2 separate regions of the Homo sapiens genome follow, and region 2 is linked to region 1. Evidence: chromatin loops called from intact Hi-C (ENCODE). Cell type or tissue: PC-3. All regions are shown on one strand. Each heading gives the region's core, and the rest is flanking DNA. Links, peaks and the distances in the headings are about the cores only.

The links. A loop is a pair of places that touch in the nucleus more often than their neighbours do. Peaks named below come from ENCODE experiments on the same cell type or tissue, not always from the same donor. Only the 100,000 strongest peaks of a DNase experiment are listed, where the experiment ranks them.
Region 2: a loop joins it to region 1, with 7 times the contacts of the local background. A loop is called at or near these places in 3 of 110 quality-filtered maps.

What each region holds. Positions count from the first base shown.
Region 1 is chr17:15,917,671-15,926,006 of GRCh38, reverse strand. It overlaps a transcript of ADORA2B not described here. Among named protein-coding and RNA genes, the nearest start is that of ADORA2B, 23 kb to the left of the region's middle. In PC-3, for the core only: a CTCF peak has its summit at 7,610; DNase peaks (open chromatin) are centred at 4,946, 6,946 and 7,546; H3K27ac peaks cover 5,167 bases.
Region 2 is chr17:15,987,513-15,995,848 of GRCh38, reverse strand. ZSWIM7 (zinc finger SWIM-type containing 7) reads left to right here. Exons shown (of 5, transcript NM_001042697.2): 2 at 2,071-2,092. Among named protein-coding and RNA genes, the nearest start is that of ZSWIM7, 8.0 kb to the left of the region's middle. In PC-3, for the core only: no CTCF peak of the experiment used is centred there; no DNase peak of the experiment used is centred there; H3K27ac peaks cover 1,456 bases.

The sequences.
Region 1 (8,336 bases), core at 1-8,000:
ATCCCATTCGCCTTAACCCTAAATCTGTTTTTTTTTTAAGACGGAGTCTTGCTCTGTTGCCCAGGCTGGAGTGCAGTAGAGAGATCTCGGCTCATTGCAACCTCTGCCTCCTGGGTTTATGCAATTCTCTGCCTCCACCTCCTGAGTAGGTGGGATTATAGGCACACACCACCACACCTGGCTAATTTTTTTGGTTTTTTTAGTAGAGACAGGGTTTCACCATCTGGGCCAGGCTGGCCTTGAACTCCTGACCTCGTGATCCACCCGCCTCGGCCTCCCAAAGTGCTGTCTGGTTTTTACACTTTTGAAAAGGAGGTCACAATTACCAACTCAGGTTAATTATTCAAATACGCAGAAAGAGAACAGTCAAATCCTAGTACTAACTGCACAGAAATCCTGACACAGAGTTCACTAACATTTATTACTTCACCTCTATTTGAAGGGAAGACCTCTCATGCAACCTAACAATGAAGCATGCTTAAAATTAATGAAGTTAACATACAACAGTGTTAGATTACTATTTATAAATAGGGAGATACATATAAAAATAAACTTTCAGGCTAGACTCGGTGGCTCCTGCCTGTAATCCCAGTACTTTGGGAGGCTGAGGTAGCAGGATCGCTTGAGGCCAGGAGTTTGAGACCCCCATTTCTATATGTATTTTAAAAGTAGGCTGGGCACGGTGGCTCACGCCTGTAATTCCAGCACTCTGGGAGGCTGAGGCAGGCAGATCACCTGAGGTCAGGAGTTCAAGACCAGCCTGGCTAACATGGTAAAACCCCGTCTCTACTAAAAATACAAAAATTAGCCAGGCATGGTGGCAGGCGCCTATAATCTCAGCTACTCGGGAGGCTGAGGCAGGAGAATCACCTGAACCCGGGAGGTGGAGGTTGCTGTGAGCCAAGATCGTGCCACTGCACTCCAGCCTGGGTGACAGAGTCAGACTCCATCTCAAAATAAAATAAAATAACCAGGTGTGGTGGCATATGCCTGTGGTGCCAGCTACTCAGAGGCTGAGGCAGGAGGATTGCTTGAGCTCAGGAAGTTAAGGGTACAGTGAACTATGATCACGCTACTGCACTGCACACTTCAGCCTGGGTGACAGAGCAAGACTCTGTCTCTTTAAAAAAAAAAAGAAAGAAAGAAAGAAAGAAAAAAACATTTGAAAGACTGGAGGGGCTAAGGGGGGTAAACAGGGAAAGGATAGTAACAGGAGACTGCTGTCTTTTGATATATACCATAAATACTACTTAACTTTTTTTTTTTTGAGATGGAGTCTCGCTCTGTCGCCCAGCCTTAAGTGCAGTGGCACAATCTCAGCTGACTGCAAGCTCCACCTCCTGGGTTCACGCCATTCTCCTGCCTCAGCCTCCTGAGTAGCTGGGACTACAGGCATCCACCACCACACCAGACTAATTTTTTTTTGTGTGTGTATTTTTAGTAGAGACAGGGTTTCACCATGTTAGCGAGGATGGTCTCGATCTCCTGACCTCGTGATTTGCCCGACTCGGCCTCCCAAAGAATACTGCCTAACTTTTTAACAATAAGCTTGCATTACTATGGGAAAAGTTATAATATACTTATTTAAAATGTATATAAATTCATACCCCACCATGTACTTCAAGATAAATCCCAAATGCATCAAAGATTTAAGACAAAACAATGAAAGTTCTAAAAGAAAACAATGAAAGTTCTAGAAGAATGAAAGTTGTAGAAGGTTATAAAGGAGCACACCTTTATAACCTTGGAATGGGGAAGGGCTTTCTAGCTTTGACTTATCCAAAGCCTCAAAAGGGCTGGGTGCAGTAGCTCATGCCTGTCATCCCAGCACTTTGGGAGGCCAAGGCGGGTGGATCACCTGAGGTCAGGAGATCGAGACCAGCCTGGCCAACATGGCGAAAACTTGTCTCTACTGAAAATATAAACATTAGCTGGGTATGGTGGTGGGTGCCTGTAATCCCAGCTACTCTGGAGGCGAAGGCAGGAGAATGGCTTGTTCCCGGGAGGCAAAGGTTGCAGTGAGCCAAGATCACGCCATTGCGCTCCAGCCTGGGCAACAAAAGCAAAACTCTGTCTTAAAACAAAACAAAACAATAACAACAACAAAAAAAACAAAGCTGCAAAAGAAGAGACAAAAATTAAAAAAATTTTCTCCATGGCAAAAACAAATCATCATAAGCAGAAACAAAGACAATCACTGGGGAAGCTATTTGCATCTCAAATCACATACATCATCTCTCCAATGTACTAAAAGCTCCAAGATGAGGTTTCCAAACACTCACTAAGAAATATGGGCAATGGGACCGGGCGCGGTGGCTCACGCTTGTAATCCCAGCACTTTGGGAGGCCGAAGCGCGTGGATCACGAGGTCAGGAGATTGAGACCATCCTGGCTAACACGGTGAAAGCCTGTCTCTACTAAAAATACAAAAAAAATTAGTCGGGCGTGGTGGTGGGCGCCTGTAGTCTCTGCTACTCGGGAGGTTGAGGCAGGAGAATAGTGTGAACCCAGCAGGCGGAGGTTGCAGTGAGCCGAGATCGCGCCACTGCACTCCAGCCTGGGTGACAGAGCGAGACTCCATCTCAAAAGAAAAAAAAAATATATATATATATATATACACACACACATAGAGAGAGAGACAGAGAGAGAGAGGCAATGGCAGGGTGTGGTGGCTCACGCCTGTAATCCTAGCACTTTGGGAGGCTGAGGTGGGTGGATCACCTGAGGTCAGGAGTTTGAGACCAGCCTGGCCAACATGGTGAAACCCCATCTCTACTAAAAATACAAAAAAAAAAAAAAATTAAAAAAAGAAAGAAATTAGCCAGGCGTGGTGGCAGGTGCCTGCAATCCCAGCTACTCGAGAGGCTGAGGCACGAGAACCACTTGAACCTGGGAGGCAGAGGTTGCAGTGAGCCGAGATCACACCACTGCACTCCAGCCTGGGTGACAGAGCCAGACCCCATCTCAAAAAAAAGAAAAAAAGAAAAGAAAAAGAAAAAGAAATATGGGCAATGAATATGAAAAAGCAGTTCACAGAAAAAGGAACACAAACAGAATTTTAAAACATATTCAGTCTCATTTATAACAAAATGCAAATGAAAACTAAATTCAGACACCACTTCTCACCTATTAGACCAGCAAAAATCCAAATGTCTGATAGCACACTCTGTGGGCCAAGCTGTGGTTAAAGAGACACTCTCCTATGATGCTCATGGGAGAACAAGTTAATCCAGCTCCCACAGGAGCAATTTGGCATGTTCCGTCAGAAGCATAAACTCTTTGACCCAGCAAGTATATGTTTGAAACTTACACACATGAACATATACATATGCACATTAATAATGATAGCATTGTCATAAGAGCAAAAGACTGGAAACAGTCCCTATGTTCATCATCTATGGGGTGACCCTACATCCCAGTTTGCTTGGGACAGCCCTGGTTTACACCTTTGCCCCAGTATAATTAATAATACAGCCCTGTTCACTCTTGAAAATGTCCCAATCTGGATGGTTGGTTTTATGGCTACCCTAATCATAGGGGACTAGATAATTGATGCTACACCCATATAATAGAATACCATGCAGCAGAAAAAAAGAATGTGGATGCTTTCTATGTATTGATAGCAATGTGTCTTGGAGACATTTGCCTAAGTGAAAAGAAAAAAACCCAAACAAAAACAAAAAGCCAGGTGCAGAATAAAATGCATAGCATGCTAACTTTGGGGTTAAAAATAAGAGGATATGATGCTACTCACATTTGCCTGTATGTGCCTAAGAAACTCTGGAAGGGTACACAAAATACTGATAACAGTAGTTACCAGTGTGTACGCATCTGGGAAGGGAAGGGAAGACTGAGTGGCACGGTCTTTCACTGTATATTTTTTCATAATTTTTTGAGTCAAGTAAAAATAAATGTTTGAATCTATTCAGAGTTAAACTTTAAGATGAAAAAGTATATAAACTGTCACAGACTTCTAATTCCCTACACAAGTCATCCTTCCTTTTTGTAACAGAACCCCAGACTAGATTTCCCACCCTTCCTTGAAGCTAGGTGTAGCCATGGGACTAATGAAATATAACAGAAAGTGTCACATGAGTCTTCTAGGAAGACATAAACTTTATTCTGTCTCCTGGGATATAGTTGTGATGACTGGAACTCTGGCAGCCATTTTCATTTATGAGGATAAATGCCACTCCCTTAAGGATGTGAGAGCTAAAAGGTGCCTGGATCCCTAATAATTTTGTGAATTCAGCATGCTAGCTTTGGAAGTTTTACCTCTGGACTTCTTTTTTTAATGAGAAGGGAGGAAGTTTCTTACCTTAAAGCACTGTTTTTCAGGACTCTATCCCTTGCCACTTAACCTAATTCTAACTGATACTGACGTGTGCTGATAAAACTACCAAAAAATATGTTAATTTTCATTACCCATTTTTGGTGTGATGATAGGACATTTTTATTTTCTTTGCGCCTTTGGTATTTTCTGTACTGAACATGTATTTTAGCATCAACTGTCACTTTAAAACAACATTTACACGATTACAGAAAATGGATCTTCTAGTTTCTGATTTTGTGTCAGGTAAATTTCACTTTCAAAGGAGATAATGACAGCAACCATCAAGAGGGATAATATCTCCAGAAGCCATTTGCAGTGGTGCTTTGTTAGCAGCAGAGATCTCATAGCATCACTGCTGCTGCAGAAGAACAGGCTGAGACCTTCCAGTTGAGTAAAAGCCGCCTGTTGCTTTAAATTGTAAGTGAGACCTAGAAGATGCTTGGAGCCAGTTCTGATTGAGATTTGCCAAATCCCCAGGCTCAGCTTGTCTGCTTTCTGGAAACAGGTTTCCATTGTCTATGACTGTCTGAAGCAGGGGAGAAATCCTCCATGGCCTGGGGAGATGGATGATAAAACTCACACGGGTGCCCCACTGGCTCACTGACTCATCCTGGAATGATCGGAAGGCCGGAAGCCTGGCACATGTTCTTGGACTCAAACATTGGTTTCCCACATTGCCATATACAAACAATTCCAGAGCGAGAGAATTTTTATAGAAGACCTGTTGAAAGTCTGAGAAGACCATCAGCAGGGAGCTCCCAGATGCCTACAGTTGTGCAATCTGTGAGTCATCCCGTTGGCCCCCTGCTGTGCTTCTCCAGCTGGGCTCGCAGCCTCCAAGGGATGAGGCCTGTCACAAATACCTGCGCGGTGCTGTGATGCACCTTTCTGGCGTGTCATTTTTATGTGAAAATTTGTGGTGGGGAAAGTCAACATTTTTTTTTTTTTTTTTTTGAGACGGAGTCTCCCTCTATCACCAGGCTGGAGTGCAGTGGCACGATCTTGGCTCACTGCAACCTCCACCTCCCAGATTCAAGTGATTCTCCTGCCTCAGCCTCCTGAATAGCTGGGACTAATGGCACGTGCCACCACACCCAGCTAATTTTTGTATTTTTAGTAGAGACGGGGTTTCACCATGTTGGCCAGGATGGTCTCAATCTCTTGACCTTGTGATCTACCCGCCTCAGCCTCCCAAAGTGCTGGGATTACAGGCGTGAGCCACTGTGGCTGGCCTGAAAGTAGTCACTTTTATATGAAACAATCATTGCTATGTCATAAGGGGAACAGAAACTTTTATTTATTTTGTATAAATTTAGGGGATACGACTGCAGTTTTGTTCCATGGGTATACTGAACAGTGGTGAAGTCTGGGCTTTTGGTATAGCCATCACCTGAATAGTGTACATTGCACCCATTAAGTAACTTCTCATGCCTCACTCTCCCTTCCGCCTTCGCACCCTTCTGTGTCTCCCGTGTCTATTATTCCACTCTGCATGTCCATGTGTACATATTATTTAGCTCCCATTTATAATGAGAACATTCAGTATTTGAGTTTCTGAAAACTCTGAAGCATTTATAAGGCTTCAAAATAAAAGATTTCAAAAAAAAATTACTGTAGTACACAGCTTCAAACTGTGTTCTGAGACCCCCTGGGGGCCACTGGGGTACTTTGGTCTAGGGAAAAGGTTTAAAACTCTGGCTTACAGGATTTCACGCTGACGCTAATTGAAACTGTCTTTGGGTCTGTATTACAATCAATCTTGTCTAGACACATTCACCCAATTTCTTCATGAACAAAGGTTTTCTTTAAAAAAATTATTTTTATTTTTTATAAAAAGTGGCTGGAGAAAGTGGGTCTTTTCCATCCTGTACACCCAGCTGGCCACTGGAGCCTCCTCTGCCCCCACCTGGCATCCCACCTGGCCTCCCTTCCCTTCCCTTCCCACCCACTGGGCACATCCACTGCTGTACCTGGTGGCTGTCTCCTGACCTCAGGAGGCTCAACCCTTGCAACATGCCTACCACTGGGCTTCAAGGCACCCATTTCCTGCTGAGGAGGTGGTGCCAGGACACACTAGGTGACCAAAGACACAGGTACCTGCCCTGGCACAGCTTGTAGTCCCTGGTTGAGGGTGGGAAACAGACATTCACCCCAAAATGACACCCATAGCTGGAGAGTTAAACATCTGATGATGGCCCTGAAGGAAAAATTAAGGCCACATTTTTTCAGGGAGCCCAGTTTAATTGGGGTGGGGGAATGGAGAGGTGTTTCTCTAAGGCAGTCTTGCTTTAGGTAGTCCTGAAAGGTGAGTAGAAGCTGGCAGGTAGAGGACAGATGCAGGAATGACTCAACGGGTTGCAGTGGGATTGGATGGGCACCTCCTGAAGGCTTTGGCTGGAAAATTCAGGTCAAATAATCCAAATTGGTTCCTACCAGGGCCTGGAATAGGCCACTGGGCTTTAGAACAAGACACCTCCAGTGGGTGCCATGGTTGTAGGATGGCAGGGAGCCCATCACAGTTTCCTTCCCCAAGAGGTGGCAACGAGGAGGTCACACTGCATCTGGAGTGTATCTGCTTAGGGCTGCCAGCAGTCAGGCTGGGCACTGGACAGCTGCCCAGGAAGCAGAGGAGAAAATAAACCTCCTCCTGGAGACTGAGAAGAGCCATAAACCGGATGTTGGTGGTGGGGGCTCAGGACCTGCCTGGGTGGTTCACTCAGGCTTCACTATTTGCTCCTCCTGCCTGGGCCTCTGGCTGTCCCCTGTCACACAGAGTGACCTGCCTGTCCCAAGGCTCTTACACGGCTGCCAGCAAAATCTGAAATTCAGATAAACAACCAATAATTCCTGAGTCTGTCCCAAATATTGCAGGAGGTGTACTTACGCTAAGAAATTATTCACTGTTGGCCAGGCGCGGTGGCTTACACCTGAATCCCAGCACTTTGGGAGGCCGAGGCGGGTAGATCACGAGGTCAGGAGTTTGAGACCAGCCTGGCCAACATGGTGAAACCCCATATCTACTAAAAATACAAAAATCAAACGGGCGTGGTGGCACTCGCCTGTAATCCCAGCTACTCGACAGGCTGAGGCAGGAGAATCGCTTGAATCCGGAAGGCGGAGGTTGCAGTGAGCCGACCTCAAGCTACTGCACTCCAGCCTGAGTGGCAGAGCAAGGCTGTCTCAAAAAAACAAACAAAAAGAAATTATTCATTGTTTATCTGAAATCCAAATTTAATTGGGCATCCTGTGTTGTATGTGGTGACTGTACTCAGCCTACAAACTAGGCCCCTACCGGAGGAAAGGTTTAAGACTCCGACTTTTAAGGGGCCAGAAGACGCAAAAGAAGATATAAGCCCACAGCAATGCACTGAATGTTTGTGTGCCCCTCTCCAAATTCCTCTGCTGAAACCTGAACCAAGGTGAAGGTATAAGGAGCTGGGGCCTTGGGGAGGTGACCAGGTCATGAGGATGGAAGGATTCCTGCCCCTGTAAGAGGCCAGGAGCAGCTCCCTCTGTCCAAGTGAGGACACAGCAAGAAGGTGGTCTTGGGCAACCGGGAAGAAGGCCTTTTCCAGAGCCCGACCACGCTGCCACCCCGAGCGCAGACTCCCAGGACCACGAGATAGCAATGTTGTTTCTAAGCTGCCCAGTCTAAGGTGCCTCGCGACGGCCACCTGGACGTACAATCACCCACAAGGATACGGAGGAGGACAGCCCGGGCCCAGTGCAGGCTCGAGAGGGAGGGAGGGACAGCGGCAGGAGGCGGGGCTGGGACCGAGCCCGAGCACTCGCCTGGACAGGCGAAGTTTGGGGTGGCCTCCTGTGGCAGGGGGTTGGGGAGCCTAAGCCAAGGAGCCGAGTAGGCGGTGACTGCGCGCCCCTGCCCGCGCCAGGCCCGGAGCGGTCGTCTGTTGAATGGAGCCCCTGATGCGACCAGCATGGGCCAGGCTAGGCAGGGGCAGGAGCCCTTCGGCAGAGCCCCCGTCACCGGCGCGGAGCCGCA
Region 2 (8,336 bases), core at 32-8,031, 70 kb before region 1:
ACACAGTGGGCCCTTTCAAGCTAGAAATTCATGTCCTTCAGCTGTGGGGAATTTTGAATTATTTGATTGATGAATTCCCTCCATCTGTTTTCTCTGTTCTTTCCGGTATTTCTGTAATTAAGTTACTGGATGTCCTCTGTTGTCCTTCTGGTTGACTTACTGTGGCTTCTGTGTTGCTTTTATATTTTCTCTACTTCCTGGGAACTTTCTTGAACTTTATCTTCCAGATTTTCTGTTGAATTTCTGCTGTCTTTTTTTTTTTTTTTTTTTTTTAAGAGACAGGGTCTTGCCGGCCACAGTGGCTCATGCCTGTAATCCCAGCACTTTGGGAGGCCAAGGTGGGCAGATCATCTGAAGTCGGGAGTTCGAGACCAGCCTGATCAACATGGAGAAACCCCGTCTCTACTAAAAAAATTAGCTGGGCGTGGTGGTGCATGCCTGTAATCCCAGCTACTCTGTAGGCTGAGGCAGGAGAATTGCTTGAACCCGGGAAGTGGAGGTTGCGGTAAGCCGAGATTGCGTCATTGTACTCCAGCCTGGGCAACAAGAGCGAAACTCCGTCTCAAAAAAAAAAAAAAGAGAGACGGGGTCTTACTGTGTTGCCCAGGCTGGCCTCAGACTCCTGGTTTCAAGCAATCTTCCTGCCTCAGCTTCCCAAGTAACTGAAACTACAGAGACATACCATGTATTTTTAATTTATAACTTTTTTTCAGAAGATTCCCTTTTTCTTCTTATTATGCCTTCTGCCTGTTTTTGTGCCTGTTTTATGATTGCATTAACTTTTTTCTGATGATAAAATATTAGTAATAGATGTTTAAAATTTTCTCCTTTCTGCAGTTTTTCCTCTAACTTTCTTCTGTTTGTTTTATTCTATTTCCTTTTTCCTTTGTTGTCTGGTAACCCTTGGCTGTCTAGTCATATTTCAGAGTGGAAGACTAAAAAGTATATTGGAAGCTCTGGGTGGTAGAGGGGCTTACGGAATATGAACGTCACTATAGTTGTTCTCAGTAGGCTATTTAGTTGGGGAAACCATTTCAGTGTCATTCCCACTTCTCTTGGGGTATACCTAGGGAAGACTTCCAGTCTCCTGGCTGAAGTGTGAAGGCCTGATTGCTTGTGTTATGGGAGCCATGTTAGGGAAGAGAGCAGGAGATCCTGTTTTCAGTGTGACACCCTGACTTTCACTGTACCTAGTATTTTTCCCTAGTCCAAATAGCCTGTGTTTGAACCTCTCCAGAAAATAAACCTAGTCTCTTGCCAGAATGAGGGAAAGGCAGTCACCTAAAGCTGTGGAGGGAACTGGGGTCCCACTACTTCTCAAACGTACTCGAAAAGAGTCTTATTTTCATATCCCTGTTTCACCCCTAATGAAGCTATTTGGTGCCACCAATTCGTTAGGGTTTGGGGAAGGGGAGAGGTGGATTTTGGAGTGTAACTCAGGCTGGTGCTTGACTCTCCCCATTGCTGGCCTAGGATTCAGTTTTCTTAGGTCTTATAAATCATTTTCCACTCTTCTATCAGCTTCCAATGTATCATGGCTGTTGTTTCTCCCTGTCTTTCTCATCCTTTGGAATTCATACTTTTAAAAACAAATCTGGCCGGGCACGGTGGCTCATGTCTATAATCCCAGCACTTTGGGAGGCCAAGGCCAGTGGATCACTTGAGGTGAGGAGTTCAAGACCAGCATGGCCAGCATGGTGAAACCCCATCTCTACTAAACATACCAAAAAAAATTAGCTGGGCATGGTAGTGCATGCCTGTAGTCCCAGCTACCTGGGAGGCTGAGGCAAGAGAATGGTTTAAACCCGGGAGGCGGAGGTTGCAGTGAGCTGAGATTGCACCATTGCACTCCAGCCTGGGTGACAGGACAAGACTCCGTCTCAAAAAAAGAAAAAGGAAATCCTTTTATTATGGTTTTAGTGGGGTTTGGGGAAGGAGTAAAACCAGATGCATAGGTTCAGTTGACCATCACACACGGAAGTGTTTTTAGTTACAGTGTTTTTTAAGATTTTTATGTCAATGGTCACTGCTTAATATGATTAACTTTTTTTTTCCATTCTCATTTTACAGTTCCTGATGAATATCTGTTATCGTAAGTACATATACTGTTGTATTTGATTTTTTTTTAACCATTAATGTTAAAATCCTTTCAACATCAACTCTTGATTTTTAAAAATACTCTTGACCGGGCGCAGTGGCTCACGCCTATAATCCCAGCACTTTGGGAGGCCAAGGTGAGTGGATCATGAAGTCAGGAGATCAAGACCATCCTGGCCAACATGGTGAAACCCCATCTCTACTGAAAATACAAAAAATTAGCTGGACGTGGTGGTGGGCACCTGTAGTCCCAGCTACTCAGGAGGCTAAGGCAGGAGAATCACTTGAACCTGGGAGGTGGAGGTTGCAGTGAGCCAAGATCATGCCACTGCACTTCAGCCTGGGGACAGAGTGAGACTCTGTCTCAAAAATAAATAAATAAATAAATAAATAAATAAATAAAATAAAAAATAAAAATATTCTTACTACCAGGCACTGTGACTCACACATGTAATCTCAGCACTTTGGGAGGCAAAGGCAGGAGGATTGCTTGAGCCCAGGAGTTCGAGACCAGCTCTAGCAAAATAGGGAGACCCCCCATCTCTACGAAAATAATTTTAAAAATAGAATAAAAGGCCAGGCACCGTGGCTCACACCTGCAATCCCAGCACTTTGAGAGACTGAGGTGGGTGGATCACTTGAGGTCAGGAGTTCAAGACCAGCCTGACCAACATGGTGAAACCCTGTCTCTACTAAAAATACAAAAGTAGTGGGATGTGGTGGCACACACCTGTAATCTCAGCTACTTGGGAGGCTAAGGCAGGAGAATTGCTTGAACCCGGGAGGTTGTGGTTGCATATCTCGCTGCGATTGTGCCATTGCACTCCAGCCTAAGTAACGAGCAAAATTCCATCTCAAAAAAAATAAAAAATAAAAAATACTCTTAGAAACTAGGAATAATATTTTCTTGACATGATTCTTAAAAATTTGTCTCAATTGAATAGCCAACACCATATCCAGTATTGTCATATTTGCCACTCTTATTTAACATTGTTTTAAAAATTGTGGCTGTTGGCCGGGCGCAATGGCTCACGCCTGTAATCGCAGCATTTTGGGAGGCCGAGACGGGCGAATCACCTGAGGTCAGGAATACAAGACCAGCCTGACCAACATGGAGAAACCCTGTCACTATTAAAAATACAAAATTAGCCAAGCATGGTGGTGCATTCCTGTAATCCCAGCTATTCGGGAGGCTGAGTCAGGAGAATTGCTTGAACCTGGGAGGCAGAGGTTGCTGTGAGCCAAGATCATGCCATTGCACTCCAGCCTGGGCAATAAAAGCGAAACTCTATCTCAAAAAAAAAAAAAAAAAGCGTAGCTGTTCAACTAACACATGAAAAAGAAATTACAAATGTACCTATCTGCAAGGAAAGACAATTATCATTATTTGCAGTTGATACAACTACTTAAATGAGAATAATATAGAGTGGTCAGTTATTTTAAAAATGCAGAGACCAAAAAAGTAAAAGCTACCTAGGTATAAGTAATACTTAATTACTGATACACACTTACATTTAAAAATCCTGGCCAGGTGCGGTGGCTCACGCCTGTAATCCCAACGCTTTGGGAGGCTGAGGCGGGTGGATCACCTGAGGTCAGGAGTTCGAGACCAGCCTGACCAACATGGTGAAACCCCGTCTCTACTAAAAATACAAAAATTAGCCGGGCATGGTGGCAGGCACCTGTAATCCCAGCTATTCGGGGGGCTGAGGCAGGAGAATCGCTTGAACCCAGGAGACAGAGGTTGCAGTGAGCTGAGATCATGCCATTGCACTCCAGCCTGGGTGACAGAGGCAAGACTCTGTCTCAAAAAAAAAACAAAACAAAACAAAACAAACAAAAAAAAACAAAACCTGTCCCAGGAGGACTGTTTGAGCCCTGAAGTTCCAGGCTGCAGTGAGCTATGATTGTGCCACTACACTCCAGCCTGGGTGATGTGAGACCTTGTCTCTAAAAAAATAAAAGTTCTGAAGAATATATACCAAGCTCTACCAGTGTTTTTTCTTTGGGGCAAGGAAGGAGGTAGAATTGAGGGAACGGCCTTAACCTTTACTGTATTTCTTAAATTTTTAATAAGAATTAAATATTACTGGAAAAAAATGTACTACTTTAAAAACAAAAGGGCAAAGAATAAAAGATGTAAATAGCCGAATCCTTTGGGAGGAAAAAGACAAATCTTACTAGTGACCACAAAAATACAAATTAACATAACATAACTTTTCATCTAGAAAATTAGTGACCACAGAAAAGAAGTTGACACAAATATGGGGAAAGGGGTCATTTATAACAGGAATGTAAATTGCAGGGTAACAGGCAATAGGAACTTTAAAACATACATATTCTTTGACCCAGAAATTCCACATAAAAGAACATATACCCAGGAAGTAATTATAGATGTTTGTAAAGATTTTACAGTGAGGATATTCTCAGTGTGATGAATATCCAGTATTGTTTATGGTAGCAATAAAACATAGAAACAATCTAACAATTCATGGAGTTTGAGGAGAATAAAAATGATTCATCTTTACAGTAGAATTATTTGTAACCATTAAAAGTGATATGGAAAAATTTTTAATGCATTCAAGAGATGTTCACAGTAGGTATTAAAGTGGACAGAGCAGGTTAAAAAAATTCTTTTTTTTTTCAGACAGTGTCTCACTCTGTCACTGAGGCTGGAGTACAGTGGCGCGATCTCAACTCACTGCAGCCTCTGCCTCCCAGGTTCCAGTGATTCTCCTGCCTCAGCCTCCTGAGTAGCTGGGACTACAGGTGGCACACACCGAGGCAGGTGGATGATGAGGTCAGGAGTTCCGCCTGCCTTGGCCTCCCAAGGTGCTGGGATTACAGGCATGAGCCACCACACCTGGCCTTAAAAAAATTCTTAAAGGTAACTGTTGAGATTGATTGGTAAGGTTCCCGACAAATTTTATTTCATTGTTTTTTGTATTTTGTTATTTTATAGACTAAATCTTCATATGTTTAATATAAAAATTCAAAGCACTCTTTTCTATTTCCCCCAATAATTTGTTGTATATGTGGCTGGTTTGTTGGAAAATGAAGTAAGAAGTTGAACATTTTAATTTTGAAGCCTTACTAGGTTTGTCTTACTCTGTGTTAAGTCATATAAGTTCTTTAAAACATTAACTTTTCAGTTTGAGTTTAACCCTGCCATTTTATTTTCTAGTTTATAAAAATAACCCACACTTAGGCCGGGTGTGGTAGCTCATGCCTGTAATCCCAGCACCTTGGGAGGTGGGATGCGCCTGTAATCCCAGCTACTCGGGAGGCTAAAGCAGGAGAATCACTTGAATCTGGGAGGTGGAGGTTGCAGTGAGCAGAGGTCGTGCCACTGCACTCCAACCTGGGCAACACAGTGAGACTCCAACTCAGTAATAATAATAATAATAATAATAACCCACACTTATAAAAAACTTTTATTGGAAAATAAAACCTATAAAAAGCATCAATAATCATACCACCCAGTAATAATCACTCTTAAATTTTGGTTTATTGCTTTTTTTTTTTTTTTTTTGAGACAGAGTTTCGCTCTGTCACCCAGGCTAGAGTGCAGTGGCGCGATCCCGGCTCACTGCAAGCTCCGCCTCCCGGGTTCACACCATTCTCCTGCCTCGGTCTCCCAAGTAGCTGGGACTACAGGTGCCTGCTACCGTGCCCAGCTAATTTTTTGTATTTTTAGTAGAGACGGGGTTTCACCGTGTTAGCCAGGATGGTCTCGATCTGCTGACCTCGTGAGCCACCTTCCTCGGCCTCCCAAAGTGCTGGGATTACAGGTGTGAGCCACCGCGCCTGGCCGGTTTATTGCCTTTTCAAAAAATTAAATTTTGGCCAGGCATGGTGGATCACGCCTGTAATATGAGGATCGCTTGGGGCTGGGAGTTTGAGACCAGCTTAGGCAGCACAGGGAGACCCTGTCTCCACAAAATCAAAAAATTAACTGGATGTGGTGGTATATACCTGTAGTCCCGGCTGCTAGGGAGGCTGAGGTGGTGGGAGGATCACTTGAGCCCAGGGGGTTCAGGCTGCAGTGAGCCATGATTGCACCACTGGAATCCAGCCTGCCTGGGTGACAGAGAGAGACTTTGTCTCAAAAAACAAAAAACAAACAAACAAAAAGGCCAGACACGCTGGCTCACACCTGTAACCCCAGCACTTTGAGAGGCCAAGGCGGGGGGATCACCTCAGGTCAGGAGTTCAAGACCACCCTGACCAACATGGCAAAAGCCCATCTCTACTAAAAAATACAAAAATTACCTGGGCATGGTGGCCTGCACCTATAATCCCAGCTACTCAGGAGGCTGGGCCGGAGAATCTCTTGAACCCCGGAGGCAGAAGTTGCAGTGAGCCGAGATTGTGCCACTGCTCTCCAGCCTGGACACCAGAGTGAGACTCCATCTCAAAAAAAAAAAAAATTAAACTTTTAATTTTGACATAATTGTAGGTTTCCTTTAAAAAAGTTAACATGCTTGAGAGTTCCTAAAATATAATTTTGTCTTCAACCTTTCTCACCTAATATTATAAGAATTTTCTCACATATCAAAGTTTTTTCCTGTATATCATTTAACAGTTGGATAGCCTTATTACTAATCCAAAAAGTACACATTTATTATCTTCAGATGGGCAACATAAAAAAGCCTGATAATACTGGTGTTAGTGGGGACATGGAGAAAGTAGAAGTTGGTTTTTCTGTTTGTTTGTTTCATTTATTTTTTTTTTGAGACGGAGTCTCCCTGTTACCTGGGCCAGAGTGTAGTGGCGCGATCTTGGCTCACCGCAACCTCCACCTCCCGGATTCAAGCGATTCTCCTGCCTCAGCCTCCTGAGTAGCTGGGACTACAGGCGTGTGCCACCACGCCCGGCTAATTTTTTGTATTTTTAGTAGAGACGGGGTTTCACCATGTTAGCCAGGATGGTCTCGATCTCCTGACCTCTGGTGATCTGCCTGCCTCGGCCTCCCAAAGTGCTAGGATTACAGGTATGAGCCACCGCGCCCGGCCTGAGAAAATAGAAGTCTTATACAGTGCTGGTGGGAGTGCTGTTTTCACTTTTTTGTGTGTTTTAGTTTTTTTTTTTCTTTTTTCTTTAGAGATGGGGTGTCACTACATTGCTCAGGCTGGTCTTGAACTCCTGGACTCAAGTGATCCTCTTGCCTCAGCCTTCCAAAATGCTGGGATTACAGGCATGAGCCACCACTCCTGTTTCCACTTTGGAGAGCTATTGGCAATATCTATTAAAGTTGAAAATGAACATATGCTTTAGTTACATAAACTAAAGGGGGATTTTCAGAGATGTATGCCAAGGGACATGTATGGGGATAATTGAATATTATTTATAATAGTATAAAATGGAAACAATGTCCATACATAGAGTACTTAAATAAAATTCAGTGTATACATATAATGGAATATTATTCAAAGGTAAAGTAAAAATAAATGTCCGTCAACATGCCTCATTTTCAAAAATGCATTGAGTAAAAAAATGCAAGTTGCCAAAAGAAGTCTACGATATTTTATATTTTCTTTTATTTTTCATGAGCTATTTCAGGAACAGCAAAAAGAAGCCTACAATATACCTTTTATGTTTTAAAACAATACTATATATGTATATGCATACATCTATGCACGTGTGTTTGTTATGTATGTGTGCATACATATGTTCTATATATAATATTTAATATGAACACATTAACAGGAAGGAAACCAACAAATGCATGTGCTTGCCTCAGGGATAAGGGGAAGGTAGGAAGAAGGATGCACTACAGAGAAGTATAAAGAGGGCTTCTTTATCACTAACAGTTTACTCCCTTTATTAAAAATATAATACAGGCCAGGCGCAGTGGCTCACACCTGTAATCCCAGCACTTTGGGAGGCCGAGGCAGGTGGATCACCTGAGGTCTGGAGTTTGAGAGCAGCCTGACCAACATGGAGAAACCCTGTTTCTACTAAAAATACAAAATTAGCCGGGTGTGGTGGCACATGCCTGCAATCCCAGCTACTTGGGAGGCTGAGGCAGGAGAATCGCTTGAACTCGGGAGGCAGAGGTTACGGTGAGCCAAGATTGCGCCATTGCACTCCAGCCTGGGCAGCAAAAGAAAAACTCCATCTCAAAAAATAATAATAATAATAAATAAATATATATACACACACACATATATACATAATACAAGAAGATCTGAAATAAGTACACAAGATATTAACATTAATTCTGGGGAGTGAATGGG